Linked DNA regions of Mus musculus: region 1 is linked to region 2. A link is a loop called in an ENCODE intact Hi-C map of the cell type or tissue named here. Cell type or tissue: gastrocnemius. All regions are shown on one strand. Links, peaks and the distances in the headings refer to the core of each region. The heading gives the core; the rest is flanking DNA.

Region 1 (16,401 bases), core at 4,001-12,000, 1.1 Mb before region 2:
TTATCCATTGTTGTGACAAAATACACCAGGCTAACTAATTAGTAAAGAAGAGAGATTTATTGAGCCAAGTACATAGATTCCCATAGAGCACTTTTCTACAAAATAAAGCAGGACTACCAGCCAGATGTGGTCTCTCCCTTCTGCTGTCTACTTACTTTTCAGAAAGCATCCCCCCCCCCAGTACCATTCTTTTCCTCTTAACTGCCATAAATGATAATCAGTTGTCTGGCTAATATTTTAAAGGTCTTACCTTAAAAAAACAAAAAACAAAAACAAAAAACTCTTAGCTTACTTCTAGGTTCTTATGAAGATCCTAGATTTTATTCCTGAGGCTTTAGTGATTCGCTTTGACTGTTGTGTAGCTCTGGGTCCTGTTACATATTTGTAAACTATGTGAAAGTCCAGCACTCACGAACACACTCTTGGCAGATGCGCATGCAGGCACAGTGTTTGTAGGGATGGTCCAGTCTCATGGTATTTGAGGAAAATACTCTTAACCTACTGCATTAAAATGCTCTTATAATGTAAACCAACTGACTATGTTTGAATCTACTCAACCCACATTGTTCTGTTGGTCATTTTGGTCATGTTTTTTGTGGTGACACTTCGTAACATTCTCTGTAATCATGAAACCTATAGAGATGTGTAATGTTCTCTTTCTTTTTCCATTCCCCATTATGCTACATCTTTTTTTTTTAATTCCCAGCTTCTACAAAATTATGTTAGGATTACATCTTAGTTCAAGTTACTATTGCTGTGATAAAAATACCATGACCAAAAGCAAGTTGGGAAGAAAAGGGTTTATTTGGCTTACATCACTCATCACTGAAGGAAGTCAGGACAGGAATGTTAAACATGGCAGGAACCTTGAGGCAGGAGCTGATGCAGAGACCATGGAGGAGTGCTGCTTACTGGCTCACTCACTGTGGTTTGCTCAGCCTGCTTTCTTATATTTATAATTAAGTTGAGAGAATGGATATGCTACCAACATTGAATCTTTGCTCATGATTATAGTATATATCTTAAGGTTAGATTATAGCTTTTAGCAAAAAAGTCTAACCTATGATTAGACTCACTCTGATGTATTATCATTATCATTATTATTATTATTTGTAAGTAGGAGTGCTTGTTGACTTGTTTCCCAGTTATTGGTTACTAGAGTTTTATTAGCATATACGTCAATCATTGCAAACAAAAAGGGACTACTTCTTCTCTAACCTTAATTTTTTTCTAGTTTATTTTTCTTGTCTTATGTCAGGTAGAAACTAGCAAGAGACATGCTTGCCTCATTTTGAAAATCTTGGCCAATTGCCACTTTAAGCAGACATTTTGAAGAGCCCTTCATCTTTGCATTTCTTTATATTTGCCTCAAACGTCTATTGTGAAATACTCTTGAATGTGTGTAAGTTATTTTACTTTATTATTTGAGATTAACATGTGAGTTGCTAGATTGATTCTCAAATGTTAGTTGAGCCCCTCAACTCGTATGTTCTAAGAATTATTGATCATTGGTTAGCCTTTCTTTTCCTTTTCCACTTCCTTGACAGTAAGATAATCTAACAGCACACTGCCCTGTGCAGCAGCCATGCTGTGAAGCTCCTCTCAGTACACATCGCAAATCTCATAAATGTTGCCATCATTTCCTTTGAATAATTTCCGTTTTGGAACAGTGTTTTATGTTTACAGAAACCCTGAAAAGATGAGGGTTCCCTTATTTGTATCACCTGTTTCTAGTAATACTAACATTCAAAGCTAGGAAGAAGCAACTGTTGCCGATCTGCCAGTTAATATGAACAGGTCGCTGCTAATAGGTCAGTAGGCTTTCTGATTAATATCTGTTCATGTTCACATTCAGGACACTACATTGCATTCAACTGTATTGGCTTGGGCTCAACTGACCAAGACAGTGTCTGAGTGTTCTCTTACTTTGATAATCTTTAAAGTATTAAAGGCCATTGTTCAGACATTGTATAGGATGTACATCACGTCAACCTTCTGTCGTTTTTCTATAGCTACAGCATACTTACAGGTTTTAGACAGAGATCCAGAGAGGGCTCCTATCTATCCCTGGAGAAATGTGCCCACTAGAACTCTCACAACGTTTGTCTTTCTGTCTGTCTCCTCCCACAACAGCCTTGATGACATAACATTTGCCACTCACAGGCCTCTCCTCTGGATCTAAACTCAGTGGGTCAATTCATATGGCTATAAACGTGGATTCTCTTTCTCTCAGTGAATACCTCAGTCTACTCTAGTTCTCAGCATGTATGGAATTTGGCAAGTGAGTTCAGGAAAGAAATCATACACAATCTCAGCTGGTATCAAAGGAATTTAGATCCACACACATTCTCTCCCTGTCTCACACACACACACACACATATATACACTCATACTCACATATTTACAATCACACATACACTCTCATACACATCCACACACTCACCTTCTCACTCTCTCTAGTCATTTCCCACTCTGTGCCATGGGATCTTCAACTGTACAAGGAGTATTGTACTTTATATGACATTGGTTGGTTCCCATGAAGAATTCACATGAAGCTATACAGGAGTTAGCCATTGTACTGGCTGGTTTTGTGTCAACTTGACACAGCTGGAGTTATCACAGAGAAAGGAGCTTCAGTTGAGGAAATGCTGCCATGAGATCCAACTGTAAGGCATTTTCTCAATTAGTGATCAAGGGGGAAGGGCCCATTGTGGGTGGTGCCATCCCTGGGCTGGTAGTCCTGGGTTTATAAGAGAGCAGGCTGAGCAAGCCAGGGCAAGCAAGCCAGTAAGGAACATCCCTCCGTGGCCTCTGCATCAGCTCCTGCTTTCTTACCTGCTTGAGTTCCTGTCCTGACTTCCTTTGGTGATGAACAGAAATGTGGAAGTGTAAGCCAAATAAACCCTTTCCTCCCCAACTTGCTTCTTGGTCATGATGTTTGTGCAGGAATAGAAACCCTGACTAAGACAGCCATGATGGCAGTATTGATGCAGCTCCCTGACTTGATGGCAGTGTTGATGTAGCTTCCTCACCTCCCTTTATATTAGGAGGCCAGGCTGAGGAAGTGATAGAAGCTGCTGCTGCTGCTGCTGCTGCAGAGCTGAGTCTCTGTCTCTTGGAAGTTTCCATGTTTGATTTCCACGTAAACACTGTAGTCATCAGAGTCGGCAGATACCCAGAGGGTAACCGGGCTTACATGTCACTGTATGGTACACCCTATGCCAGGCAGCTTTCCACTGCTATTACAAATTCCAGACACGATCAGTTTATGAAGAAAATGGGTTATCCATGGAATCACAGGCTTGAAGGTGCTAGTCCATGATCATCTGGTCCTGTTGCTTTGGGTCTTGGGTAGAGAAGTGTTTGTCTGGTGAGGATATGACGCAGAGGAGACAAAAACACCAGCTGCTATAACGCCCTCTAAGGGTGTGTTCCCAGTGAAGACCTCACACTCAACCCCACCTCTTAAAGGTTTCTCTACCTCCTAATAGCACCACTCTTGGCAACAAGCTCTCAGCACAAGGGACTCTGTGGATTGTTCCAGATTCAAGCCATCATGGGGTGACCATCTTTCCTCTATGTCTACCATCCTGCCTACTTGCTGACTCTGCCTTCCTCCTGGAGACAAAGCCTCCTTCCACAATTGGGCTTCTGCCAAAGGTCACGCAAATCCATCAGAGAAATTGACTTATGGTTGTATACCACCAATAGATCATCTTGTTTTATTGTGACCCTGATAGTTCATTATAGAATGCAGTCTGGAGAGGAGGGGACACTTGTCCTAAAACAGTGTGCTGGCCTACTGCACTCCCTAGAAGCAATTACCCAATTGACGGAGGGTTCCACCAGACAAAGTATTCAGTCGAAAAAAGAATGTGACCTCTTGGGCTATCCGTTCTGTTTGGATGGTGGGTGGAGCATCAGACTACAGCACAGTCTTTTGACAAGATGAGACACACTTAACGCCTGTTGTGCTTTGTTTCTTAGGCCTGACCCATTGGGAATCCAGAGACTACAAACATGTGCCTCACTCAGGGCACTGATGGGCACATAGTCAGAGCTGTGGGGGCCTTGTCATCTCGATGCTTGGCATCCTGTTTCTTCTCTGCCTCTGTGGTAACACCTTCTTGTCCATCCCAGCCCCTCCATCCTACTACCAAAGGCTGCTTCCGTCCCAGGTTTGAGTCAGGCATCAGCCACGTGAGCTTCCATCTTCAGGAATAGATTCCTACTCTCTGTGGAAGCTCTGAAGAACCATTTGTCAATATTCCATTTCTCCTTCAGGGACTGGAACGGTGTTGCAGTCCCTCACCTCCCTTCATATTAGACATGAGCGTGTCACCCTCTCAGGGCAGACCTGAGACCCGTTTGTGCCACTGTCAGGAGGAAATGGGCAGAGGTTGTGTGTGAGCCGCCATGTGGCTTTATAGTGGTTAAGGACATGGGTGTTGAGAAGGAGCCGTCCCCAGTCCAGGACTCCAAGGGATGATAGCAAGCCGACCTCCAGCCAGGCTGCATTTCAGCAAGATGAGGGAAGCAACCTTTGTCGTGCAGTGCCCAGTATCCTTTGCTCCAGCTTTGTCATGAACATGCTCTGAAGTCACACTCTGTGACAAGTGTCTAAGAAAATGCAGCCACAGTCCAGAGAGCTAATGCTGGGATTAGGATGGGTGGAGACTGGGGCTGCACTTACACTATACCCAGCAGAGCAACAATTGGTATGTCACCTTGCCACCTTTCCACATCTCTGTGTTTCATCCTCAATGACTGTCCAATGTGTATGCCCTCCTCTCTGTAAATGCCTAGAAGGTGCTTATGTATGTGTGTGTATATGATGTATGTATGTGTCTATCTATCTATATCATATACACACATATATAATAATATATAATATATGGGATAATATATATTCCATATATATCTGTCTTAGTTAGGGTTTTACTGCTGTGAACAGACACCATGACCAAGGCAAGTCTTTTAAAGAAGAACATTGAATTGGGGCTGGCTTACAGGTTCAGAGGTTCAGTCTATCATCACCAAGGTGGAAACATGGGAGCATCTAGGTAGACATGGTACAGGAGGAGCTGAGAGTTCTACATCTTCATCTGAAGGCTGCTAGCAGAAGACTGGCTTCCAGGCAGCTAGGATGAGGGTCTTATAGCGCACACCCACAGTGACACACCTACTCCAACAGGGCCACACTTTCTAATCATGCCATTCCCTGGGCTGCACATATATAAACCATCACAATATTCTAATATGATATGTAGTATGTAATTATATATACTAGGATAAATATACATATATATGTACACACACATATATTCTAATCACTCAATGAGCTTTTAATTAAGTTTCTTTCCTTTTTAAAAAAATTCCTATATACTGCATGTATGTTTGTGTGATGGTGTCCATTCCCCTGGAACAGACAGTTGTGAGTTGCCATGCCTGTGCTGGGAATTGAACCCAGGTCCTCTGGGTGAGCATCCAGTGCTCCATATCACAGAGCAGTCTCTCCAGCCCCTTGATTAGGTTTCCCAGCACACCTGTGTCTTGGATTCTTCCCCTATAAAGTGGGAATCACAATAGTGCTTGGCTCAGGGTTGATGTGAGAGTTAGAGGCATGAACATCAAGACATTTACATCTAAATAATGGCTAGAGAGTAATGAGGACAACAGCAGCCACATGAGAGAAACCTGTAAGCACTGGCCACTGGTTAGTGCCACTTCTTTCTTCCTTTGGACAAGCATGATGTATGTGTGTTGTACATTTTTAGCCATCAGCTTTCTAGGGGAAAGTCTTGATTTGTAATGTCTGCCAATTGTTGTGGTTGAAATAGCTCCCTGTGGCTATCACCAGCGTGATGCCACAGAAGGCAGAATCAGGACGCATGTGCAGAAACCCATCCCGCTACTTACATACACGGACAAAAGGAAGACGAAGCACCTCGCTGAGGTAGTGGCATAAGATAAGAGTACTTATCTTGAAAATATAACACAATTTATCTCATAATTCCTTTATAAGATGTCATTCTTTGGGGATGTTTGGTTTGGTTTTAGCTTTGTTTCTGTCTCATCCACTAGGTCAGGCTGGCCTTGAGCTCACTATTGTAGCCTATCCAGGCCTTGAATTTATGATCCTCCTGCCTCAGCTTCCAGCATGCTGGGATTAATGGTACAACTATCATGTTCAATTTTGTTGTTGTTGTTTTTGGTTTGTTTGTTTGTTTTGTTTTTGTTTTTTGTTTTTTTGAGACAGGGTTTCTCTGTGTAGCCCTAGCTATCCTGGAACTCACTCTGTAGTCCAGGCTGGCCTTGAACTCAGAAATCCCCCTGCCTCTACCTCCCAAGTGCTGGAATTAAAGGTGTGCGCCACCACTGCCTGGCTCATGCTCAATTTTTATTTATTCTTTAGTAAGAATAAATAAAAATTGTTGAACAACTGGGTTTCAAAATGGCGGTATGAGGCAGTGTTACCACATTATTGAATATGTCCACTCTCCTGATCTCAGTGCAGATGACACCAGTGCCTGAGTTCAGCATTGAGCCTTTGAGTCCCCAACACAGAACCTTGAATAGCTCCAGCCAATCTGCTAAAACTGGCAATCTTGTTAAGTTTTTCTATGTGACTTCCCACATGAAGTGTATCATAAAATTTGGGCTACAAAACTCAGAGAACAAGTTCTTTTATTTTGTTTTTGAATTATTTGACAACTATTCAATAACTTAATTTATGGTTCTCAGGTTCTGGTGAGCCATGACCACCCTGCACTCTCAAGTGCTCTGACAAAATAGGTAGACTGGGTGTGGTGGCATTCACTCATGATCCCAGCTCTGGGGAGTCAGAGACAAGAGGTTCTCAAGCCTGAGGGCAGCCTGGGCTGTCCATAGAGAAAGCTTGTTGTCTCAAGAAGGAATAATAATAATATATAACAATCACACAATTTTAATGCAATCAAATATGAATGAACATTAAATATAACAGCTGCTTAAACGGACATGTTTTTGACTTGACAGTCATTTATCCACTTATTGACATCTACTCTGAGGTAATGTTGGCTGGAATCCTGAGTGATCAATGTGTCCCCTTGGACTCTCCGAAATCCCTGTCCTGTGCTTCTATAAGGCTGCGGCTGTGGCCCTGAGAGAAGACACCAGACAGAGACAAGCAATTCCAAGAACGCCGGTGCAGAGATTGGGTGGATGTTTGCGCTAAACTAAAGAAAGGAAAAGGAGAGGAGTTTGAGATTAGATGTTTGTAACTTTAGGCTACAGGTCACGTGGGTGGAGATGACCCCGCTAGTTGGGAAATAAGGTAGTCTTTTGGGAGAGCTGGTGCAGACTCAGAAATGCCAATAGGTATGCAGCAGCTACATTCCAAAGCTGGTAGTCCAAGAGCTGGGGAAGACTGTCCAGAAAGCACCCACAGTCAAAGATAAATAACAGTGACCATAGACATAGTGATCACCATTTCTTTAAAATGAAAACAAAAACCGTAAATCTAAACATTTCTAAGCAGGCTCAAGGTTCTCTCCCAAATAATCTTCTAGAACTCAAAGTAAGAGGCAGATTCTTACAGGACCATGAGTATGCACAAATAATTGTGGATACCCCCTGCCAGGTGCCCTGATGGAGTGTGCCTGGGCCAGCCAGAGCCCCAGAACCCCTCCCAGTAATGTTAGAGGTAAAATGGAGAGTTTTCTAGTTAGGGTTTTAGACTAACCTAAAATAAATTACACTGAACTCTAGAGAAGTCATCTTAGTTTTTGGTGTGAAGGGTATCGGACTTCCCTGAGCTCAAGATTGTGATTCTTAGCTCGATGCCCCACTAGATGGCGCTGCTGATCCACACAGCTGGAGAACCCACTCTATCAGAACTAGTGTCCTAATTTGGTTGTGTTTTACTGTGACAGTATGCTTTCCTGTGTTGGCATCAGAGACTCATTCCATCATCTCCTTGGTCTTTAGCAGAAATCTCTGTTTCAGTGCCTGTCTCTTTTGCTCTAGCTCCCTGTCTCTGTCTCTCTGTCTTTCTCTCTCTCTCTCTCACAGAGAGGGAGGGAGGGAGGGAGAGAGAAACAGCAGAGAGACAGACACAGGGGGACAGACACAGAGGGACAGACACAGAGACAGACACACACGCAGACACATACACACAGAGACAGACAGACAGACACACACACACAGAGAGAGAGAGAGAGAGAGAGAGAAAGAGAAAGAGAGAGACAGACACTGGGGTACAGACACAGAGACACACACACACACAGACACATACACACAGAGACAGACAGACAGATGCACACACACACACACACACACACACACAGAGAGAGAATTCTTACAGTATAGCTTCTGTGTGGCTTGCACATTACCATTTAGATGATGCTCATCCCCCAAGCCCCATTCCTTCCTTGGGTCCTTCTGAGGATTCTACAGGAAAAGTGGAACTAAAGAAGCTCCCCTGCCTCTCCATAGCAGGCTTCCTTTCCTATCTCCTTTCTTCTCACACCCTCCCTTCTTCCACACAACCTTCCTGACGCCCTTCCCCAATCAGAGCCTTCGATCCCCACACCTTCTCCCTCAGCTTCCCTGATGGTGCCTGCTTGACCGGCTTAGTCTCTGGAAGCATCTACCCTCTGTCACATGAGGTTGTCTGCCTTCCTCTACCCTGCAGGGGGAATGCTTGGTCTCCTTGGAGCTCAGCTACCGGCTGCAGCATCCCTTCTTGCCGGGTTTAGGAGAACTGGTTAAGGACATGGGCAGGTGGCCTGATGACTTGGTCACTGTCACCAAAGAGTCCAGAACCTAACTGTCAGGATCCATACTAGTTAATAGCCTTGCAGGCTGCCATTCTTAGAGAGCTCAGTGGGGGAGGGAGGCTGAAGGAATGCACAGGACTGGAGACAACCTTGAACTTGAGATTAGAAAAGGTTCCCGAAGCAGAGTGGGTGAGCTGGCTGAGGAAGAGAAAGCAGAGCTCACCAACGCCATGGAGAGCAACCCCACCAGGCTGAAACGAGTGCTGAGAATTAGCCAGCTGAGCCAGGAAAGGCAGCAGAGACACTCTGTGAGGGTCTTGGAAGGAGCCAGCAAAGTTCCTCCAGACCTCCCTGGGCTGGGCACTGCCCCTTCCTTTGGCCACTCACATAAGGCCTCAATCCAGTACCTCAGACCCTGTGCTCATTTGCAAATCAGCTGTTGGCGTCTGTAATGAAAGTATGTTGGAGTCACACAGGAGTAGGGCAGGCTGTTACTCAATGACTGGTGTCTCCACAGATAAGAAGAAAGGGGGACCAGGACATAGCAGAGACAGACTGGGAGTGTCACAGCTAAGAGACAAGACTCACAGCATCCAGCAGAAGGTGCCAGAAAGGCTCCTGTGGGGTGCATGGCACACATCACAGCCCTTAATATTTTTATATCTTGGACTTGGGGTCAAGGATCCAATAGCATCCCGCCCATGACAGACCCTTTTTAGATTCCACAATACACTTGTTTATTCTGGACATAGATGTGAGACTCAAAGATATTAGACTGATTTCCAGTGATGTCCAGGAGGCCTCCATGCCACCCCAAGTTGAGGTGCTATGTGATCTATGTAAAATAGATCACAGTCAATATAGTTACTGTGTCAGTTGACGTGTATATTTCAAAGTGTGATAGCATGAATACGGTTTATTTTTAATCCATGGGAGTTTTTCACCCTGGAAACTTGGTTCCCAGTGTGATGATGATGAGGTGTGGTAGAATCATTGAGACCTGGAGCCTCCTGGGAACTAATGAGGTCACTGGGGCATCACCCTTGGAAGGAATTAATGTTGAGTTTTTAGAATGTACTAATTCTCAAGGAAGAATATTGTCATCAAGAAGACCACCATGTGTTGACCTGTTTCTTATACAGTCCTTTTCCGCTTCTCTACAATATGGTGACATAATCACAGGGACTTTTGCCAGCGCTTACAAAGCCAGAACTGTTTGATTTGGAACATTGAGCCTCTGGTGAGTATATGAGTTAAATACACTTAAAAAAAAAAAAGTCCAGCCTCAGGTATTTTGGATACAGCAACAGAAAACTAACACATGCATATAGACAGCATCTTTGAGGGTTAGCACAACAATATTTGTATAGCCGTATAGCCATTCACTAATTCAGTGAGCATAAAATTAAGTAACATCAGTCGTGCTTTGGGCTTGAACCCAGATATGCAGAAGATGGGCAAGCATGTGCAAACTGCCTGCCATCTCTGAATATATTTGCACAAGTGAGTAAAGGTTTGTTGTTCGAGGTATAAGATCTGAACGTTCACGGGGATCAGATGCCGGTGAAGAGTTTTTCAAAGAGACTAAAGGCAGGGCAATTTTACTGTCTTCTTTTTGTTGTAGCCAGTGACATTGGAGTAGAAAGACGTCACACCCTATTAATTCCCACAGTGAATAGTATTTCCTGGATCCACAGTAAGCAGGGATGTTTTCACGTCATGAACATTGTTGTCTGAGAGTTTCAAATGAGTCCTCAACACCGTGAGCAGTGAGTGACCACGTCTCTCTCCCACATACTAGACAGTGGTTGTCAGCTGCTGGAGAGGGGTTCGCTGGAGTCCAGCCCAGAGGTAATTCTGTACCGCTTCACCATGCTCACACTCAACAACGTTTAGTGTGAGCAAGATGCACGTGACAGAAAGAGAAGTCTGAAACCCAGGTCAGGCCTGGTGTATTGGTCAGGGTTCCCTAGAGTCACAGAACTTATAGAATGTCTCTCTATATATTAAGGAAATTTATTGTAATGACTTACAATCTGTAGTCCAACTAACCCAACAATGGGCAACCGTGGATGGGAAGTCCAAGAATCTAGTAGTTGCTCAGTCCCACAAGGCTAGTTGTTTCAGCTGGTCTTCTGTAGAAGTAGATTCCAACAGATGTGCTGGCAGGTAAGTACAATCAAGTGAAGAGGAGTGAGTTTTCCTTTTTCCAATGACCTTATGTCGGTCTCCAGCAGAAGGTGTGACCCAGATTAAAGGTGTGCCTAGATCTGGAACTTGCTTTGTCCTAGGCTGACCTTGAACTCAGAGATCTCCTTGCTTTAGTCTCCTTGGATTAAAAGTCCATACTTCTTTGCCTGGGCCTAAGCTTTTCATGGCGACTATACCTCAAGATCTCCATGTCAAGATCAGAACACAAGGTCAGAAACTTGTGTCTTCCAGCCTCGAGATCTGGATCATGGGTGTACCGTCCACTTCTGGATTGCAGTTCATTCCAGGTATAGTCAAGTTGACAATCAGGAATATCTACCACGCCAGGCATGGGGTTATGTACTTGTGATCTCAGCACTCCAGAGGCTGAGGCAGGAGAATAGTTCGTGTAAAGGCTACTTGTGAGCTACACAGTGAGACCTTGTTTCCAGAAGGCAATGTTTGGTGATGTAGTTTAGTAATCAAGGGGTTAACAGGAACTTGCTCAGTGTGTGCAAAGCTCAGGGTTCTACCCCACCCCCCACCCCCTGCACAGATTCATTGCCAAAGAGCTGTCCAAAGAGTCTCTAGGCTCTGGCCACAAGAAGAGAAAAAGAAAGAGGAAGGGCTTTCTGGGAAGTACAGGTGTCTACCTCGTTTGAGTATGTCTAGGTCTCCCTTAAGAAAGTCAAAAAGCAAGAGAGAGTGGGAGGGAGAGGTATCCCAGGGCTACAGTGCGTGGGCATTGCATTGACAGAAGAGGGGACACATGGGCCAGACTGGGGCAGACTTTGAAGCACCTTTGCAGAAGAGCATCCTGCAGAGAGAAGGGACCAGAGAGAGGAGTCTGTGGCCTAGAAAGGGATGGAAAGATCAGTGCTGTGAAATCACCCAGAGGGTGCATTTCCCACCACACATCCCTAGGGGTGGAGCTTTGTTCATGTCTCCAGCTCTATGTGTCTCTGGAGACCACATAGAAGAATCTCTCAATATCCTTGCCACGGGACCTCAACACACAGAGAAAGACGTTAATACCAGGTGCCTTAACTCCATACAAGAGGCTTGCTTCTGCTGTAGGTCCCACCCCACACTTTGCCCTGCCCTGGCAAGGCCAGCCATCTATGGCTGATGTATCACCACATCCTACCAGGCCTGAGCTGGGGAACACTTTCTTGTTATAGAGAGATTTTTTTCAGGTCTGCAGAGGACACTGTTCTGGGCATAGAGAAAGCTGGTGGGCATCTCCTCAGCTTTGGGGATGAAGATTAGATGGTTCAAGCATGCAAGCAGCCCTGAAGAGAGAGAAAGTTCCTTGAGTCTTGCTGCTAGCAAGGTCAGTTCATGTAAACCCGTTGAGCAGTGCGTTTTCTCCCTGCTGACTTTATTATCTCTATTTTTTGAAGAGCTGGCATTTTAAATGCTCCGAATGACATAGAATCTATCTTAATTATAACCTTTCCTCTCAGGGCAAAGAGTTGTCTATGAAAGAATTTTTTAAATTTCTTAATTAACCTGCAGTGACTTTACTTTGCCAGAGCTCATGTTCTGGGCGCATTAGGATCTCTGCGCTCTCTCTCTCTCTCTCTCTCTCTCTCTCTCTCTCTCTCTCTCTCTCTCTCTCTCTCTCTGCTGCCCAGAGTAGTTTTAAAAAAACAAAACAAATCAACAAACCCAACATAATAAAGATGGAAGAAAAAAAAATCAACAACCTTCTAGCAGTAAACTTCTGGGATATCGGAGGCCAGAAAGTTTGAGGAAGTAGGCAGCTCGCACATGCAGAATATAAAGTCACAGGTCTCGGAGATTAATGCTCACATTCTGCACAGATCGTTTCCAAGGGGATGTTTGAGGATAAATTGCTCTTTTTTTTTAATCTGCCTCAGATCTAAATTTTGATGATGAGGTTTTTATAAGCAGGCTCTAATTCATTAATATGTGGCTTTTTACTATCCACTTTATCTTCCAAAGACAGTCCTTAATCCACCTAAGCAGAGATTGCATCTGGGTTCAATAAGACGAGAACAGAGGAGCAATGGGGAAAGAAACATGTCCTGGCCCAGCTTCCCTTTAGAATCTGTCCATTCCAACCAAGGGGGACTTCCTTGGAATAGAATGCCTTCAGGCTCTCCACCAACGCAGCTTCTCCTCAGACCTAGAAATGATCCAGCAAACATATGCACAGGGTCGTAGATTTATAGTGTATTAAATTAACAAAATTAACATAACTTAACTGCAAGAAAACAAGGATATCTCACCTTTCCATCTTTAACTTGCCTTTTTCAGATTCTTCTTTGTGTCTGATGGCACAAGGGAAGCCATACGATTTTGGGGCACAGGGTTGAGATAATGTTGGTCTAATGTAATTTAGGAGAAGCAGTAGCTATGGGATGCTAAGGGGGGGGCATCTCAGGCTGATCTTTAATGGGTGCTATCTCCTAGGAATGCTGTCCCTTATGGGGTCCTGCAGTTGCTAGGGCCATGTGTTGTATGATCATTTGGGCTTCCTAATTAGGGAGGATTAGAAGTTCCTAATCAGGAAGTATTAGTTTCCTGACCTTACTTCCTGCGCCATATACTATTTGATATATATATATAAAGCATAGTAATTAAAACCTTAGGTAGTATTAAGTATTATACCACAAACTCCCCAGAACAATGTCCTCCACTGAGATATGTAGGGAACATTTTTCATCCAAACCACCAGTGACTTTTATGAAGGAAGTCTAAAAAAAAAATCAAAACGGGAATCCATGTGATCAGTGTCACACAAGGTACCCTGAACCAAATGCAGGGTCAAAGGTCTGAGCCCACTTCCAGGTTGGAAAGCTCACTCAAACCCACCTATCCCTGAGCCTTCAAACTCATCAATCCTTGAGCTCAAAACCCTACCAGTTCCCCCTTTGGAAAACTCCACCCCTCAAAGCCCCTATATAAAACCAGCCACCTGCGTGGTTTCCTGCTGTTTCTTGCCCAAGCAGAGGCAACCACTCTCTGTGTCTCTCCCCCCAAAAAAATCTGTGTGAGGTTTGTCATGTGGTGCGCCTCCAATGTTCCTTGGCTCTGGACCGCCAGGATACCTTTCCCCTCAGAGCTGCACCGCTTCCTAAGGTGAAGCCTTTCCCCTTAAAGCTGTAATAAACATCATTTGAAGGTGCTACCCTGGCTTGACAGTCCCTGTTCAAGACTCTGTTTGTGCTGAAGAGAAAATGTGCCCTATGTGCAAGCAGTGGGTGTGTAGAGCAGAGAGCACTCGGTTCAGAGGGAACTGACATCTGCCCCTCAATGATTCCCCTTGTAGAGAGTGCTGAGGGAAAGACACACTGAAGCTGCAGTTTGGAACGATTCATTGTTTTAAATGATCTGATGTTGGGAGCCCAGTTTACCCATGGGCTGCAGAAATAGTCTAGGAGCTGATGTAGAAAAGTGGGTATCAGGTGTATGCTTCTTTGACATGTTGCTTCAGGATGGAAGACTTCTTAGAAGCCATTTTAGATAATGTGAGACATGTTTCCATCACTGATGGGGAATGGCAAGGTAGTTAGTGTGTGTGTGTGTGTGTGTGTGTGCGGTGTGTGTGTGTGTGTGTGTGACCTTTGTTGACCGTATTTCTTTTACTACAAACAATAGTGTGTATGTATGTATGTATGTATGTATGTATGTATGTATGTATATGCAGTATGCATAAGCATGTGTTTACATGTATGAATATATGTGTCATATACATAAGCATGTTTTTGCATGTATAATGGATACATTTTTAACATGAGAGATTCACCTATGAGGCCAAAAATGAAACTCAAATGTGGCAAGCTGTCTATTGTAAAGGCCCCGCAAGGGTTCCCATCATTTGTAAGCCTGGACCTAGAGGAAGGCGGCTCTGTAACAGGCATCAGGAAGCAGCTTTGAAATACGTAGGCACCGTTGACATGTACAACATGCTGTGGAATGGCTCTGGGGTGCTCCAGTTAGAGTAATCGGAGGTCTTGAGGGGAAGAGGTGAGAAGACATCTGTGGATGCCCAGGCACTTCCTGTGGGCAGGGACAGCCACCAGCACCTACTTCTTTTTCTTAGGGGAAAGTATTCAATTTGCTTGTATTTATTTGTTTAAATAAGGTGAACTTTTTTTGCAAAACACATGAAACTCAAGAAGAAGGACAACCAAAGTGTGGACACTTTGCCCCTTCTTAGAATTGGGAACAAAACACCCATGGGAGGAGTTACAGAGACAAAGTTTGGAGCTGAGACAAAAGGATGGACCATGTAGAGACTGCCATATCCAGGGATCCATCCCATAATCAGCTTCCAAACGCTGACACCATTGCATACACTAGCAAGATTTTGCTGAAAGGACCCTGATATAGCTGTCTCTTGTGAGACTAGGCCGGGGCCTAGCAAACACAGAAGTGGATGCTCACAGTCAGCTATTGGATGGATCACAGGGCCACCAATGGAGGAGCTAGATAAAATACCCAAGGAGCTAAAGAGATCTGCAACCCTATAGGTGGAACAACATTATGAACTAATCAGCACCCCAGAGCTCTTGACTCTAGCTGCATATGTATCAAAAGATGGCCTAGTTGGCCATCACTGGAAAGAGAGGCCCATTGGACTTGCAAACTTTATATGCCCCAGTACAGGGGAACACCAGGGCCAAAAAGTGGGAGTGGATGGGTGGGTAGAGGAGTGGGTGGGTAGGGGAGTGGGTGGGAGGGTATGGGGGACTTTTGGGATAGCATTGGAAATGTAAATGAGGAAAATACCTAATTAAAAAAAAGTAAGGTGAACTTTAATTGTTGCTGAAACAATACTGAAAATTATAGATAGGCAGAAATAAGCAAGTAGAGTTGAGTGTGTATCGGTGGTAGACCAGTTGGCTAGTAAGTACTAGGCCCTAGGCCCTGAGTTTTTATCCCCTGTCTATCCTTTCAGAGAGTGAGAGAGAAACAGAGACAGAGAGACAGAGAGACAAAGAGATACAAACAAGAGACAGAGAGAGACAAGGAGAGACAGAGACAGACAGACACATGAACGTACACACACACACACAGAGGGAGGGAGAGGGAGAGGGAGAGGGAGAGAGAGAGAGAGAGGGAGAGAGAGAATATGATTTCCTGTGTATCCTTTCTAGACATAAACATTTTTGTGTCATTCTTTCATGTGTAGTACTTCCTTCCAAGGTCAAAGCCTCCCATCTTGGAAGGAAACTTCTGTAAACACAGGATGTGAAAGAGGAGAAACAATCAGGCATTTTAAGACAGGACATCTATAAGGAGGTCATCAAGCCAGGAAGTGAACTCAAAACAGCTTCAGGAAGTCCCTGGAACCGAGCAGACTCACTAACCCCTCCCTTCTCAAGAACATATGAGCAGTAAGGCATAGGAAGAGTCTCTGTCTGGGTGCTTAGTAGTGACTCAGATTCAGCCACCTGCAAGAGACTAAGACCAACTGGCC
Region 2 (14,583 bases), core at 4,365-12,364:
AGCCCTACTTTAAAATGCCACAGTTCACAGAACAGCATTGTCTAAGCCTCAGGAATCTAGCCCAGCTCCCATTGCAACCACAGGCAATTCTGCCCTGATTGTTCTAACCTAGATGGCCATGCATTGGTTGTACAGGGGGACTAGTGAATCAGAGAGCTTCCTGGGACAGGAGCCTGCTGGTCTGCTGCCTAATGCACCGTGCTTGGGACCTCTGGGAGCCCACCTCCCCGATTGCCGCGTGCCTACTTGCAGAAGAAAATGCTTATGTGTCTGTCGGTGTGGATGGGATGTAAGTGGGCTGTAAAATGGAACAGCAGGTGAAGGGAGACCCTGCGGGGAAGCAGCTAAATGGTCCCTCCTCTCAGCACAGTAGATATCCGCATCATCACGGGCACCATTACCTGCCTGGAGAGTGCATCAGAAACCCAGCTGTGGAACCAAGATAGGCAGCAGCTTCAGGCCTGGCACTCACATCAGGAGCCAGGAGTTATGTCTTAGCATTATGAATCTTAAAGCAGCTGAGTTGTGATATCGATGACATTATCAAGGTGACTCCAGATGAGCAGAGAGCCGGTGACCTCCTGTTCACTGATCACTTGCGTTCAAAGGGGAGAGGCTAAGGTAAATCAGAAGTCATCGATGGTAACATTTGATCAGCTAAGTGACAATCAAAAGAAAACTGGAGAACAGGAACTTGAAGCACCATGGAAGTCTTCAGTAAAGACATAAGGTTTATCTCGAGCACCCTGTTCGCTTCCTTGACGGAGGGTCCTATGTGTGACAAATGATTAGATCACAGCTGTGTTTTCCTCTGTGCCTCATTTGGCATGTCTTTCCAACCAGCAGAGCTCTCTGTTGGAACATGGAAGGCTGGCAACATTGAAGAGAGCAAGAGGGTTTAAAAATCAAATCCTCGCTGCTTTGATGGAGTCGCCAACTCTTCCGCAGAGAAAGTGTCAGCAACGCCCTAGTTACCGAATCCCAGGGGACACCACGTGAGGATTCTCCCGACCCCTGTCTCACTCACGTTTCTGTCTGCTGGGCTATAAGACAAATAGAACACTGGGGGCAAGGAGTCACTGCCAAAGCTGTGACTGGTCCCATCTGGAGTGCTGGGACTCTGTGACCGAGGGTTTACTTGGCCTCCCCAACTTCCCTGCCAAGCTTCAGTGTCTCCAGCACTGCGTGCCCGAGTACTGTAACCAAAACACAAAGCTTTGTCCCTGCCAGTCTGAACAAAAGAAGAGACGCGAGTCCCTGCATAAGATAAGATGTGACATAAATCAGCCCCAAGCCCACCAGCCACCCTGGGCTCTGCTGAGAAACTGAGGCACAAGGAGGCTTGTGTTGAGGCTGGCAACCCCTCTTCCAGGCTGTTCTGAGCCCTGTGGAGGACAGCCACAGACAACAGTTACACAGCCTCCCACCTCAGCACCAGGCTCATTCCAGCAGTTGACAGAGGAGCTAAAGAGTTCTGGTCTACCACAGCCTTTTCAGTCCTCCAAGTTCCAGCATTCTGCCAAGTTGAAGAATTCTGCCTCCTGTGTGAGCAGTGCTTTAATCCGTGCATTGGCTGTAGCAGTGCTGGATAATTCACAGGAAAGAGCTTATGAGTCCAAAGCCAGCCTGGGAAGGGACTCACAAACTAGTAGAAATTGTCTTTGTGTGGGACTCCTAACAGCAGGAGCAGGGGCTGTCTCTGATACTTTTGCCTGCTTTGGGGGCCCTTTTCCTCATAACTGGGTTGCCTCATCCAGCCTTAATATGAGGGGAGGTACCTAGTCTTACTACAACTTGATATGCTATGTTTGGTTGATATCCATGGGTGAAAGCTGCCTTTATCTGAATAGATAGGGATGTGTGGATGTGGGAGACAGAGGGGCAATGCAGGGAGGGACTGGGAGGAGAGGAAGAAGGGGAACTGCAGTCAAGATGTAAAATTTTCCAGCCAAGAGAGGCTTTCCTCTCTTTCCAGGCATGATATTTCCTAGGTGAAAAACTGAGACCATTACTAAACCATCTTAGAAGTTTGATTATTGGGACTGAGCACTGTTTTCGAGTGTGTACTTAGCACAGGATACTTAGCTGGGGCTCAGTAGGCTGCCTCTCTGAGTGCCATCAAGGGCCTGTGCTCAGCAGAGGCACCAGGTGATGGTGACCTTGCTAGGAGACAATTGAGAAGGCAGATGCTTAACCTTGACTTTCAGCTTGATGGAATCTACAATAAGCTCAGAGAATTCTCTCTGGGCTGGGATAAGGGGGAACCACCTAGACGAAGTTAGGTGAGGTAGGAAGGCTGAATGTAGGCAGCCTTACTGCACAGCTCTACTGTGGGTCCTGGACTGGTCAGAAAGAAGAAGTCAAACTGAGCACAAATATCTTTGCCCTGAACCCTCTGGCTACCGATGCCCTCTAACACCAAGCCACTTCAAGCTCTCAGAGCTATGAAGTCTCCACCATGATGGATGAAACCTTCGAATTGTCCTCCGGAATGAACCTTTTCTTCCCTAGGTTTCTTTTGTCAATCTTTTCCTCTTTTTTCACAGCTACAAAACAAGTAACTGATATAGAAGGGAGACTGGATGGCCATATCAAAGGTAGTAAAAAAAATTCTGCTTAGGGTACAGGGGGCCTCATCCCCTGGTGCCTGGCAACTGCCTGAATGGTTATGCAAGACACTGCCCATGGAGCATGAAGACGAATCGCAAAACCCTTTCCAGGAAGTAAAATCCTGTTAGCTTTATTTCTCAAATGAACGTGCAAAAACAAAAGAATAAATGTTTGTTGCATGAAATGAATAATGCCCCAATCCTTCGTTCCTACATCCAACAAGAAGCTGCTCTTGACCCTGACTTTGCCCTCCTAAAATTCAAATGTATCGAGGTAAGGGGCAGTCCAGGGATGGTTGAGAAGTGCCTTTACGGCTCAGCCATGTCATTCCACTGCTGCACCACCACCACCACCCAAAGGAGCTGATAGTGAAATGCAGATGGATTTGTGAGCCAGAGGTATGCTGCCGATGCTTTAGAACCAACCAGAAATGAAGGGTTAGGCCGAGGAAATCCATGTTCCTTAGGAAACTCAAGTGAACAAATGCAAGTCAAATACATGGCCAGGGCAGGAAGAGGCCTCACTAATGGACTCCTGTCTGTCTGTGTTTATGAAGAGATACCCCCTTTCCCATAGTCTAAGGAAGACTGACTAAGAACCAATGGTTTTCCAAAAACGTGTTTCTCCCCCAAGAGGAAGATGCTTACTATTCTAGCAGAGACAAACTCTGTCTTCCCATGGCTATTTGAACCATAGGGGTGATTCCATGCCTGGGGCAGTCAGCCTGGGGTCCCAGGAAGAAGGATCTAAAGGATCCAGTGAGTCATGCCACTTTGAAGGCCCACCAGACTCAGTCACTACATCAAGCCAGAATGGTCATCAGGAAAATCCTACAATGTGCCCTTTTATTTAAAAAAACAAAAAAGGGCCCTTTCTCTGTTCAGCTGATGACCTCTTCAGATTTGTGGGCCCACTGCTCTTCCCTTTGGCTTCAGTGAAGCTCCTCTGGCGTGTAAAACATCACAGTTATTTTGGTACCGCTAGTTGGTCAAAACTGGGGAGCTTTTTTTTTTTAAGGCTCTGAAAAGTGCATAGCCATATTTCTTCTTGAGGGTGTGTGTTATGGTCTACTCTGATATACCAAGAACACATCTATTAATTTGTTTCTATTAAAATTTATCTTCTTTGACATCATAATTCACAGTAATTAAGATATTGGAAGCAATCTAAGAGTCCATCAGTGGATGAATGGATGCATATAAATAATGACATATTATGCATCTGTTATTAAAAAAAAAAAAAAAGTCTGGCGTTTGCAACAAAATGGCTAGAACTAACCTAACCTAACATACATCATGCTAAGAGAAAGAGCATATGAGATTTGGAAAGATGTATATTATATAGTCTGATATGTGGAATCTTAAAAAAGCTAAGATATAGAAATGGTTTTGTGACCTGCTGCAATGCATATTGATCACAGAGGATAAGAATGTCTTGGGTGTTTCAAATTCACTAAAATTTTAAACGTGCTTACCACAAAAAAAAAAAATGAATTGGTGATGTAACTGATATATTAACTAGTTTGATTGAACCTTCCCGATTCTAAAGGCCACAAGGTTCTCCGTGCTAAGTTCTAAAATGTCTCTGTTTTAGAGAAGAGCATATTTGTACTATGAATTTGTTCAAACATGACCACATAGGTCCACATCAGCAGTGGGATAATTAGGAGAGAGGTGCCGCTCAAGGATCTTTCTAGAAAGGCAGCAAAAATCAGCTGAAAATCTCTAGGACACTTACTCTGAAGATGAAACCATGGTGGACTCGTTCCCTAGAGTACATGACAAAAGAGGCCATTTTTCTTCACCACTGAGTCCACACCACAGCCTCTGCCCTCATGCTTTCTCCCCGGGGCACCCTGATTCTCTGCAGTAATGAAAACCTGACAGTTCTTTGCACTCAGGAATACATTTTCCGTTCAAGGCTGGATTCATTAAACTAATGAAAGACTGGAAGCTGCGCTATTACACCTTCCAATCTGTAAGTTAGTCAGTGAAGGTAGCCTCTTCAGCTTCACTGTATCATCTTGAAGAGCAGGTTGAGTCTATAGAGGGCAGAAGTCATAGAAGCAAAGAAAAGGAGCAAACGGCCTGGGAGAAACACAGTATCTGGATTAGCCCTGAAGACAGTGAGTTGGATTGCTTTTATCTAGCTAACTTCACAGGGGGTAGAACTTGGGGTGTTGGTGGATTGAAATTGGTGAATGGCGAACCTAGACAGTGAGTTAGTTCACTGTTGAGGGGCATGGCTAAGGTAGCACAGCTAAGGATGCCTCCATTTCCCCTCAGATGGCACCCAGCGGGGGACCAATCTGGATCACAATAGCATGTTATAGCCAACCGTACTAGCCGGCCCAGGGCAAGGTTCCAGCTCCCACATCAGGGCAATGCCTTTAAACTTTACTGTCTCTTTCTTGCCCAGGCATCATTGTGCCATGTTCTGATGATATTATCTCTCCACATATTCCCGTCACCATCCATTTCCTCATGATTGACAATGTTCACAGTTCCCGGAGAAGAAAACCAAGGTCATCCCCAGTCTCCCTCTGACACCCACGATGCGAAGACATTAGAAACAGCATGTCGTTCTCTTATGGTATAGTGGTGATTAAGCATGGTGATTTAGGTCTTAAGAGCATTAGCAGTTCATCTTCACAGAGAAGGTGTTTGGTGTTGTATAATTGATAGAGCTTGCATACTTAACAAGGAGAATGTAACAGAGACTTCCTTTAATCTGCCTTAGTACTTAACTCGGTTTCTAGGTTTCTTATAGTTTCATGTTCTTCGTATTTTAGAGTTACTCCAGCACCTTCAATAGCTTACGTGCCCGTTTAAGGCTTACAAGGGCTGATGCGTGGTGATGTCATTCCAATGCTTTCCCCTTTTATAATGCCTTCCAAAAGGAGGTTGAGGAAAGCCTAAGACCACAACTTAACCCTTGTAAGTGAAACTAAAGTGAGTCTGGGAAGTGGCACAACCATCTCTGATTCGTAAATGAGGAGTCCCAATGGGAAGGGGACAACCAGCTAGTAGCATCCTCTTGAGCATTCATGGCAGGCTCATGGTACCAAATGCTGAATGCAGACTCACACATGCACCCAGTGTGCACCATACCTGATGTTGATGATCAGGGGCTTTAGAGTGCAATCTCCCCAAACACCCTGCCTCAGCAGCTGGGGATAGGATTCTGTAACCCCTAATCCCTGTGTGCTCCGCACTCAGGTTCAGCAGTGGAAATCGCAGGTCCATGGCTTGACATAGGTCTGCCTGTGGTTCTGCTAGGCAAGGCGAGAGAGCACAGAGGGTCTCCTGCAGCCAGAGACGAAAGAAAGGAAGGGCAAGGCGGGATCTGTAGGGCAGTAGATGGTCTAGGCTGTGCATCACAATCCCTGAGGGGCTCTAAAAGCCCTCGGTGGCCTCACTCTGGAACATCAGATTTAATTAGGCTAAGGTGGAGCTGGGTCTGGCTGGCAGCTAAGGCTCCCCCGGTGGCTGTAAGAAGCAGTCAGAGTTGAGCATAGCTCAAAGCCACTCTTCTAAAGTATAGCCCCACCCCACCCCACCCCCGCCCCCGGGCAGCATTCCTGGGTAAAAATGTACTTTCCTATGCCCAACTCAGGTTGCTCAGCCAGAACACTTATGTACTTGGCCATGCCCTCTAGAAGGTTCCAGTATACCCTAAGGTTTGAGAATCATCAGGTTCAAACAAATTGTGAAGTGTAAAGGAAGGTATTCAGAGCTTGGGGTACGGAGGGTAGACGTGAGGATGTTGCAGAGAGAGCTGGTTGGAATCCAGTCACTAAACTCGCAGCCTTGGGGAACTGCGGTGCAGAGCTGACTCGGGATGATATGGGACTTGGAAAGGCAAAGAAGGCAGGAGGTTGGGACCTAGGCTTCCCAGAGATGTGTCGGAGTAGAGTTGATGAAGAACAAGAATATCGGCCTCCCTGAGCCGAGGTTAGGGAGTGAAAGGTGGTTGTCCAAAACCAGGTTTGCGTTGCAGCGTTTCTGGCTTTGTTGTGTTATCCCCGGGACTGTAGTCCTTTGGCGCTGAATGCTCATCCCAGAGACCCACAAAAGAAAGGGAATCCTCCCTTGGGGACACTATTTGTATTTCATGTTTATTGTTTACTTTTCTTGCAACACAAAATATCAGACAGAGAGAGGCCAAAGAAGCAAAAAGGGTTTATTTGAGGCCGCCGGTCACATTGTATCCATCGTTAGGAAACAGTGATGAGCGCTCAGCTCTGTTTCCTTTACCTTCCGTCTGGGACTCCAGCCCACATTTAGGGTTGGGCTCCCCACCTCAGTTAACCCAGCCGAGAATCTCCATCATAGACATGCCCAGAGGCTTGTCTCTTCCGTGATTCTAGATCCTGCAAATCTGGTAGTCACTCTTAACTCTCACAACTGGTACCCAGCAGGTAGAGTGAGTTGTGGAGGAAACGGGCGAAGCCCTGAGTGTGCCGCAGACAGAAGGTTCCAGAAAGAAGCAAGGGCCACAGAGAGAGGGGCGCACAGAGCAGAGGGTGGCCTACAGCCTAATGAGGGAGCCACACCCCAGCTCCTCGGCAGCAAAGCCCTTGGAGTTAACATCTGTGAGTCCCAGTTACCCCACCAAGACCTTGCTGTGGGTCTGAGGCACAATGGAGGTCACGGGGCTCAATGGGCAGGCTGCTCAGGTGCAGCATAACGTCAAGTTTGCTGGAACCTGGAGCTCTGTCCTCCGTTTCCGGCTGTTGCTAGTCTCCCCAGGCCTTCCTCCTTTTCCAACCTTTTAACTTCCTGTCCTGTGTGATGCTGGACAAAAGCAGACAATCACTACGAACCTCGGCATCTTTCATCAGTAACAAACAGGATGTTGTCTGCAGAGCAGTTAGGTAAGGTTGAACACTGTAGAGCCCAGCTTCTGCCTCCGCCTGTGCACCACAGAGCTGGTTGTGTTTTGGTCACGGTGTTTACCACAGCAATAGAAACACTAACCAAGGCACAAAGTCAGAGGGAGAGGGGAGAGAGGGGTGCTTTTCTAGACAACTTGATACAACACAACAGTCACATAAGGAGCCATGCCTGGGAGTCCGTTTGTGCCCTTGTCCATCTCTATACCTTCACACGAGCCTTTCCACCAGTCTCTGCTGCTATAGGACAGGTTGTCATGTGATCCCTCAGGACCTCGCTGGAGACTGGTGACAGTGTGACTCTTACCACCACATCTTGTCCTGTTCACTCACTTTGGTACACTCTACTCCCCTGTGAGAGGTTCTCAGCCATGTCACTGTCCTCCAGCTGGAATCTGTGAAGTATAGTCCCTTCGAGGGACAGCAAGGGGCTCCCAGAACAGGTGCTGGGCAGATGGGGATGAAGGTGGGTGTGGGCCTTGCACCTGGAGTCGTGGGTTGAGCACCTGCTGCGCTTCCCAGCTGGAAGCTCCTGGGAGCCTCCCCGCCCCTGTCTGCCAGGTACCTTAGACAAAATCGGAACAAAAAGCTTTTATTGATACACTTAAAAAGGAGTGGCACAGTAACTTGCCTACTAGGGTTCTCCTGCTCCAGGACTTAGTGAATGTGTGCCAGACCTCTTTGTCTGAGGGGGGTGAAAGGTACCTTTGGGGGTAACAGCCCAGCAAATAATCTGTCTTACGTGACTACTGTGCTGTTATGAGCTGTCAGGAAACTCACCACTCGCCCTGCTTGAGCTCTGTCCTTGTGCCTTGGTTAGGGTTCCTATTGCTGTGATGAACACCATTACCAAAAGCAGCTTGGGAAAGAAATGATTTATGTCAGCTTACAATTGGAGTTTGTCACTGAGGGGAATTGGAGCTGAAGCAGAGGCCATGCAGGAGTCCTACTTAGTGGCTTGCTCCCTTCTTATAGCACCAGGACCACCAGCCCAGGGATGGTCCCGCCCACCAGGAGCTGGGCCCTCCCATATCAGTCATCAGTGAAGAATATACCCCACAAACTTGCCCACAGGCCAAGCTGATGGAGGTATCCCTTCAATTGAGGTCTCTTCTTCCTGATGAAGCTAGCTTGTATCAAGTTGACCAAAGAAAACCGAGCAGCCCAACTGAGGTGGTGAATAAGGACCTTGCAGGTGAATTGGATGGAAGGAACTGTGAGTAGTAAAAATAAAAATACTACTTTGAAAATTATGATTAGGATATGATTAGAATTTATGGAACAAAAAAATGCTCCAAAGTTTTAAGTACAGTTTATTTTCCCCATTTATGTATTCTTTACGGAGGAAAGAATTTTATGCCGCCCAGAGCGACGGTATGAAAACTATGTTGACAGGTGGGCTTTCCTGTGGTGTGGGCGTACTGTTTGTTAACACTTTAGAGTGGCCGAGTCACAAACTGAAAGCACACACTTTAATTATACAAACATCCCCAAACATGGAACCAGGACAGGGCATCATTCCTACCTGGGCCTAGGTGAGTCTCCCGCCAGGAATTCCGCAGCAGGGAAATGGATCTAAGCATCTTTGCTGTGGTGACAGCGCCATCTTGTGATCCTGTGCAGTATTAGGGAAGCGACTGCCCTGGGCATTTCTCAGTCTGTGTGCCTTCGGAATCCTCCTATGTGAGTCTTTGAAAGCCATGTCTCCTCCTGGTGCTGTATAAGTGTGTCTAGGGCTCTTGTGCAGCTGGAGAGGAGAGGGTGGGTTTAAGAAGTAACAAGAATCTTCAACTCTGGGAAATCTCTCTGACTTAAGGAAAGCCACGTTCATCTGTGTGGGTTCTACAGAACCAATTTATCAACTAGGCTAGGGGAAAAAGCGTTCTAGCCTTTTCTGTGTGGTAAGAGAAGATTCGTGATAGGTATAAGGCCTTTCAGGGCCTGATGCTGCTACCTTTGGGAATAGAAATCGCAGAAGAGTGTGTCAGTGCCATCCATTCTTTATGTTTCTGTCAGACACTGTAGGTCAATGTCGGTGCTCTTGAATGCAATATTTATAGGCCTCCCGCTGGCCTGGCATTATCTTGTTTTCAGGAAGACATACACGGCGCTGTCAGAGGACACACTCTGTGGTCTTTAGATTTGATGAGCTCCAGCTTGAATGACAGCTGAGGTTGTTAATTATGACTGCTGTGTACCTGGGAGAAAAATCTAATAGAAAGCTTTATTGATCCACTTTCAAAGGAGTGGCATGGTAACTTCTAGAAACGCTGAATGAGCTTGCAGCTTCCTATTCTCTGGAAGAGACAACAGATAACAATTTGAGATGCACAATGACTCCGCGGGTAGACTTGGGACTTCTGTTTAACTTGATAAAAATTCTGCATTTGATATAAGTGCCTGGAAAGAAAATCAGCCACCCTTGTTAGAGATGGGTTAGGGAGCCGGGCTGTCCCTGAAGAGGTCTATGTCAGTGACTTTACTTCAGCGGCATAAACCTATGCCACTCTCATTTCCCTTGTAAGTGCTAATTGTACTTTCTATTCACAAGCAACATGCTTTCATTGCATAAAGTTGGAATGGAACAGGTGCCAAAAAAGGATGAATCACTCCTATCCCTGGTGGGAGTTTGCAGGCTGGTTCCAGGTGTTTGTTCATTTGCTTGGCTTTGTTTTTAGTGGGGTGTTTTGGTTTGGTTTGTTTCTTCTGTAGATTAGTTCTCCCTACCACCACCACCACCTCCCTCCTAGATTTTGTTTCTTCAGTTACATGGAAACCACTTTGAGCCAATTAATTTATTCCATCATATGCATATATATGTATATATCTAAATAATGGAATATATACATATATCACGGAATAAATTAATCATAAATAAATAATAAATTATAAATATATAAAATTAGTAAATAAAATTTAAAATAAATAATAAATTAATTATATATAATTTATGATGATAAATATTATATATCATATATGTCATATATAATTAATTTAAATTTTTATATGCATGATTTTATAATTTTTAAATCTGAGTTATCAGATAAAATGTCATAATCTCACGGTGCTGAGTTTTAGCTGGCCTTATTTCCCGAATGGTCTCAAAGCACAAGAGTAGCTTTAATGAGCCAATGGAAAGCTACAAAGTCTTTCTTTTAAATGAAAAGTAACATTGAGAGAGACACAGTATCCATGTAACTTTTCTTGTGGTAAACTGTCATAATTGTTTGTTGTTGTTATTAATCATTTCTGTCATTTGGATCTAGACTGTTCCATAAAGGCTTCCTAAAGGTTTGGGCCACAGCCCTTAGCACTCCTGGGCAGTGGAGCTTAGTGGAACGTTACTGAGGGTTCTGAGGAGAATGTTGAAACTCCAGCCCCTCTTTTCCCTCTGTCTTTGCTTTCTGTGTTCTATGAGGTAAACAGATTTGTCCCATGAGCTCCCACTAAGTTGTGTTATCTTCCCACAGAACCAGAAGCAACAGTGGTCTAGACCGAGAGCTAAAACGCCAACACTGAGATGAAGCAAGCATGCCCTTTTCCTAAGATGCTTGACTTTTGCATCTTGACGTAGTAATGCAAAGCTGACTGATGTTCATGATTTCAGGTCTCTACTCCCAAACCTAAAGCACGTCATCCATGGACAAAAGGGACTTGTATAAATAGGTCAAATATAGGTCTTACTAGCAGACATCACTTTATTTGCCACTAACATTCTAACATAGTATCAAACAAAACTCTTTGTAAATATCATTTTAATGCCACACATTTTGAACAAAGACCAAAAGCATATACAGGCATATGTGACTATTTACATTGCTATGAAAATTATTCCCAAAAGACAAAGAGTTAAGGAAGGTTGTGTCTTCTTCCTAGCCATTATCAGTAACACTGCCATGCCTGCCTTTGGACAAGATCCGCCTAGGTGTCAAATTGTTGCCTGGTGACATGGCCCCAGATGTAAAACAACCGTACTAAAGGGCACAGAGAGCCCCTGCCTTCTGCTGTTTGCTCTCCACAAGGAGGTACCCATCAACCGCCCCATCATGGCATTAAGAAAGCACCTGCACCCTCAGCCTGGGTCACCCCCGCCTGTGCTCAGGGAGTAAGCCAACCCATCTAGCTGGGCTCCACACTGAGCCTGGTATTCCACAACTTGAATTTCTAAACGTCCTCTGACATTTACCACTAAGAGAATAAGCACAGGAGAAGTCTCTGCCTAATTCCTGACCATCCTCATCCTCTTCCATAGGTAGCCCAGCTTTGCCCACAGCCAGATCCCATACTTCCATGCTTGCCTGCATGGGGCTTTGCATGAGTATCTAGAGGCATGGAGGTTGACAAAGCAGTGTGGATCTGTCTTTCTTTGTTTTAGTGTTTGGTTGGAACCCAGGCCTCACTTGCTAGGCAAGCGTGCTCTCTCCCCTGCCCCGCAGCCCACTGATCACTCTTAACTGTCTGACTTCCCATCCTTTAGCCTGTAGCCTGCTAGGCACTGGATAATCCTCAGAGCCTGGCTCTGCAGGATCTGACTCATTCCTTTAAGTTAAGGGGGAATGCTGCTTCATTTTAAGATGTGAGTGTCCGGGCCAGGCAAGATGGCACCATGCTTAAGAATACTGGCTGCTCTTCCAAAGGATCCATGTTCTGTTCCCAGAACCCACATGGTGGCATAGTACTGTGGGGAATTCCAGTTCCAGGGGACCCAACGCCCTCTTCCCACCTCAGTGGTCACTGCATATATGCACAGACATGTGTAGGCAAATAGCCAAACACATTTTTTAAAATGTTATTTAAAAAAGATGGAGGTGCTTTAAAGAAGGGCATTCACTAAACATCTTTGAATTGTGATTATCTTTGTGTGAACTAATGTACCAACCCTCTTGCTCTCTCTCCTTCCCCTTCCTCCCTCTCCTCCTCTTTTTTCTTATTTCTTTCCCTTTCCATGAAGTTATACACACAAACACACACATATACACCCATACACATGCACACACACATACACATATATACACATAAACATACATACACACCCATACATGCATATACACACATACATATACATACACAAACATACACACATACACACACATATACACATATACACACATACATACATACATATACACACATACATACACAAACATACACACAAACACACACATATACACACATAAACATATATACACACCCATACATACATATACATACCCAAACATACACACAAACACATGCACATACATACACATGCATACATACGCATACATACATACATATACATACATACATATACACACATACATACATATACACACATACATATACACACATACATACATATACACACATACATACATATACACACATACAAACACACATATGTGCACATACATACACACATATACATACATACACAGGTACATACATATATTCATACATACACATACACCCACACATGCACACAAACACACACACACTTCTTTCTTTACCCCAGTTCTAACTCCTTAAAGCAACTACTTTATTAGATTTTCCTGCTTTGTCTCCATATTTCTAGGTAAAATGCATCCTTTGGTTTCCACTGGGATTTGTTCAAGGACCCCCTGTGAATACTAAAAGCTACAGCTATCCAAGTACTTTATCCAAGTACAGTGCACAGGGTTCGCATATATTATATCTATTAAATTGTCTCTAGGTGACTTGCACTACCTGATACAATGTAAATGCTGAGAATCGTTGTTGGGCTGTGTTGTTTAGGAAATAGTAAGAAATAAAGTCTGTGCATGTTCAACACAGATGCAATGTTTTCCCAGGTGTGTTCAGTCCTCAGTGGAGTTGTCAGTCATCAGCGTGAACTTGCAGGGCCACTGCACTGGCCTTCTTGATTTCTGTCCCACTTCAAGATAGTTTCTGATATAGAAGGCAGAGATGTGGATCTCTTTAGCTTCCTACCCTAGTCTAGGGACACACACACACAGGATTTACAAAGTTATGATTCTGTTATTCACAGCTGAACCATATAGTAGAATAGTTAAATCACTCTTCTTTTGTAAATTTAAATTTGAGAGAGGGTCTTAATATGTATCTCAAGCTAGCCTAGAATTCATTATGTAGCCCAGGTTGGACTTGAACTCATGATTCTCTTGCCTCAGCCTCTGGAGTACTAGGATTAAGGCCAAATAGCACCATGCCTGGAGGTCAAGTTCATTTACTTTGCTTTTCTTTGTATCATCTTTTGTTCTTTGTATCATCTTTTGTATCTTTGTATCCTCTGGTCATTGGCAGTTTCTATTCCCAGTCTGTTCAAATGCCTTAGGCTAATCAAGTTTGTCTTTTTCCCTAGTCCTCCTCATTATCATGAAGTCCTCTCCCAACCCCAGCCTCTTCCCTGGTTCCCTCCTCCCTGACTCTCTTCATGGCTCACCCTCTAATTTGGTCAAGAGACATCTAGTAGCTTTCTTAGAAATAATGTTTGGAGAGCAAAATTTGAACCTTGGCTGAAGATGCCAAGTGGGTGTAACGTGAGCCATTGAGTCTCAGATTCTACATCTGTGGAATAGATTGAGTAAAATGGTCTCATTACAACATGCACATGAGCACACACATGCATGCACACATGCACACGTACATGCACTCACACATATCCACACACATAAACACTCACACAGACAGACACACACACAAACATACACACACACACACCACTTCTCCTATTTGCCAACACCCTGGCCTAAGTGTTGTGTTTACAGAATCTCAGAGGACAGATCTGGTAGAGACCACTAGGCAATAACATTTAAAGTCAAAGGAACTTTGGCAACCTCTGGGGAAAATGCCTGAGAAGGTAGTTATATCCTGCCTGCACCTTAAAGGACATGGCTAACGACTACATTGCGTGTCCAGGGAGAGAGAAAAACCCGGACCTTCTCTGGACACTTTTAAAGGAAGTGACTCAAGCTTGCCCCCTAGTAGTGGAGTGTGTCTGACTGAAACAAAGACAGCAAATATTAATGAATAAAGAATATGTCAACAATTAAAAATTCAGTTGGATGTAGTGGCCTGTGCCTTTGAGTCTAGCTCCCAAG

What was found. Hi-C counts contacts between places; a loop is a spot of excess contacts. Peaks named below come from ENCODE experiments on the same cell type or tissue, not always from the same donor. Only the 100,000 strongest peaks of a DNase experiment are listed, where the experiment ranks them.
Region 1: it touches region 2 in a loop (5-fold over the local background); 15 of 42 quality-filtered maps call a loop at or near these places.

The regions. Positions count from the first base shown.
Region 1 is chr17:67,659,629-67,676,029 of GRCm38, reverse strand. No RefSeq gene overlaps it. Among named protein-coding and RNA genes, the nearest start is that of Lama1, 29 kb to the left of the region's middle. In gastrocnemius, for the core only: a CTCF peak has its summit at 7,836 (motif pointing right); a DNase peak (open chromatin) is centred at 7,839.
Region 2 is chr17:66,572,747-66,587,329 of GRCm38, reverse strand. The region is part of intron 2 of Themis3 (thymocyte selection associated family member 3); the gene reads left to right. Among named protein-coding and RNA genes, the nearest start is that of Themis3, 15 kb to the left of the region's middle. In gastrocnemius, for the core only: a CTCF peak has its summit at 9,115 (motif pointing left); DNase peaks (open chromatin) are centred at 4,938 and 9,103.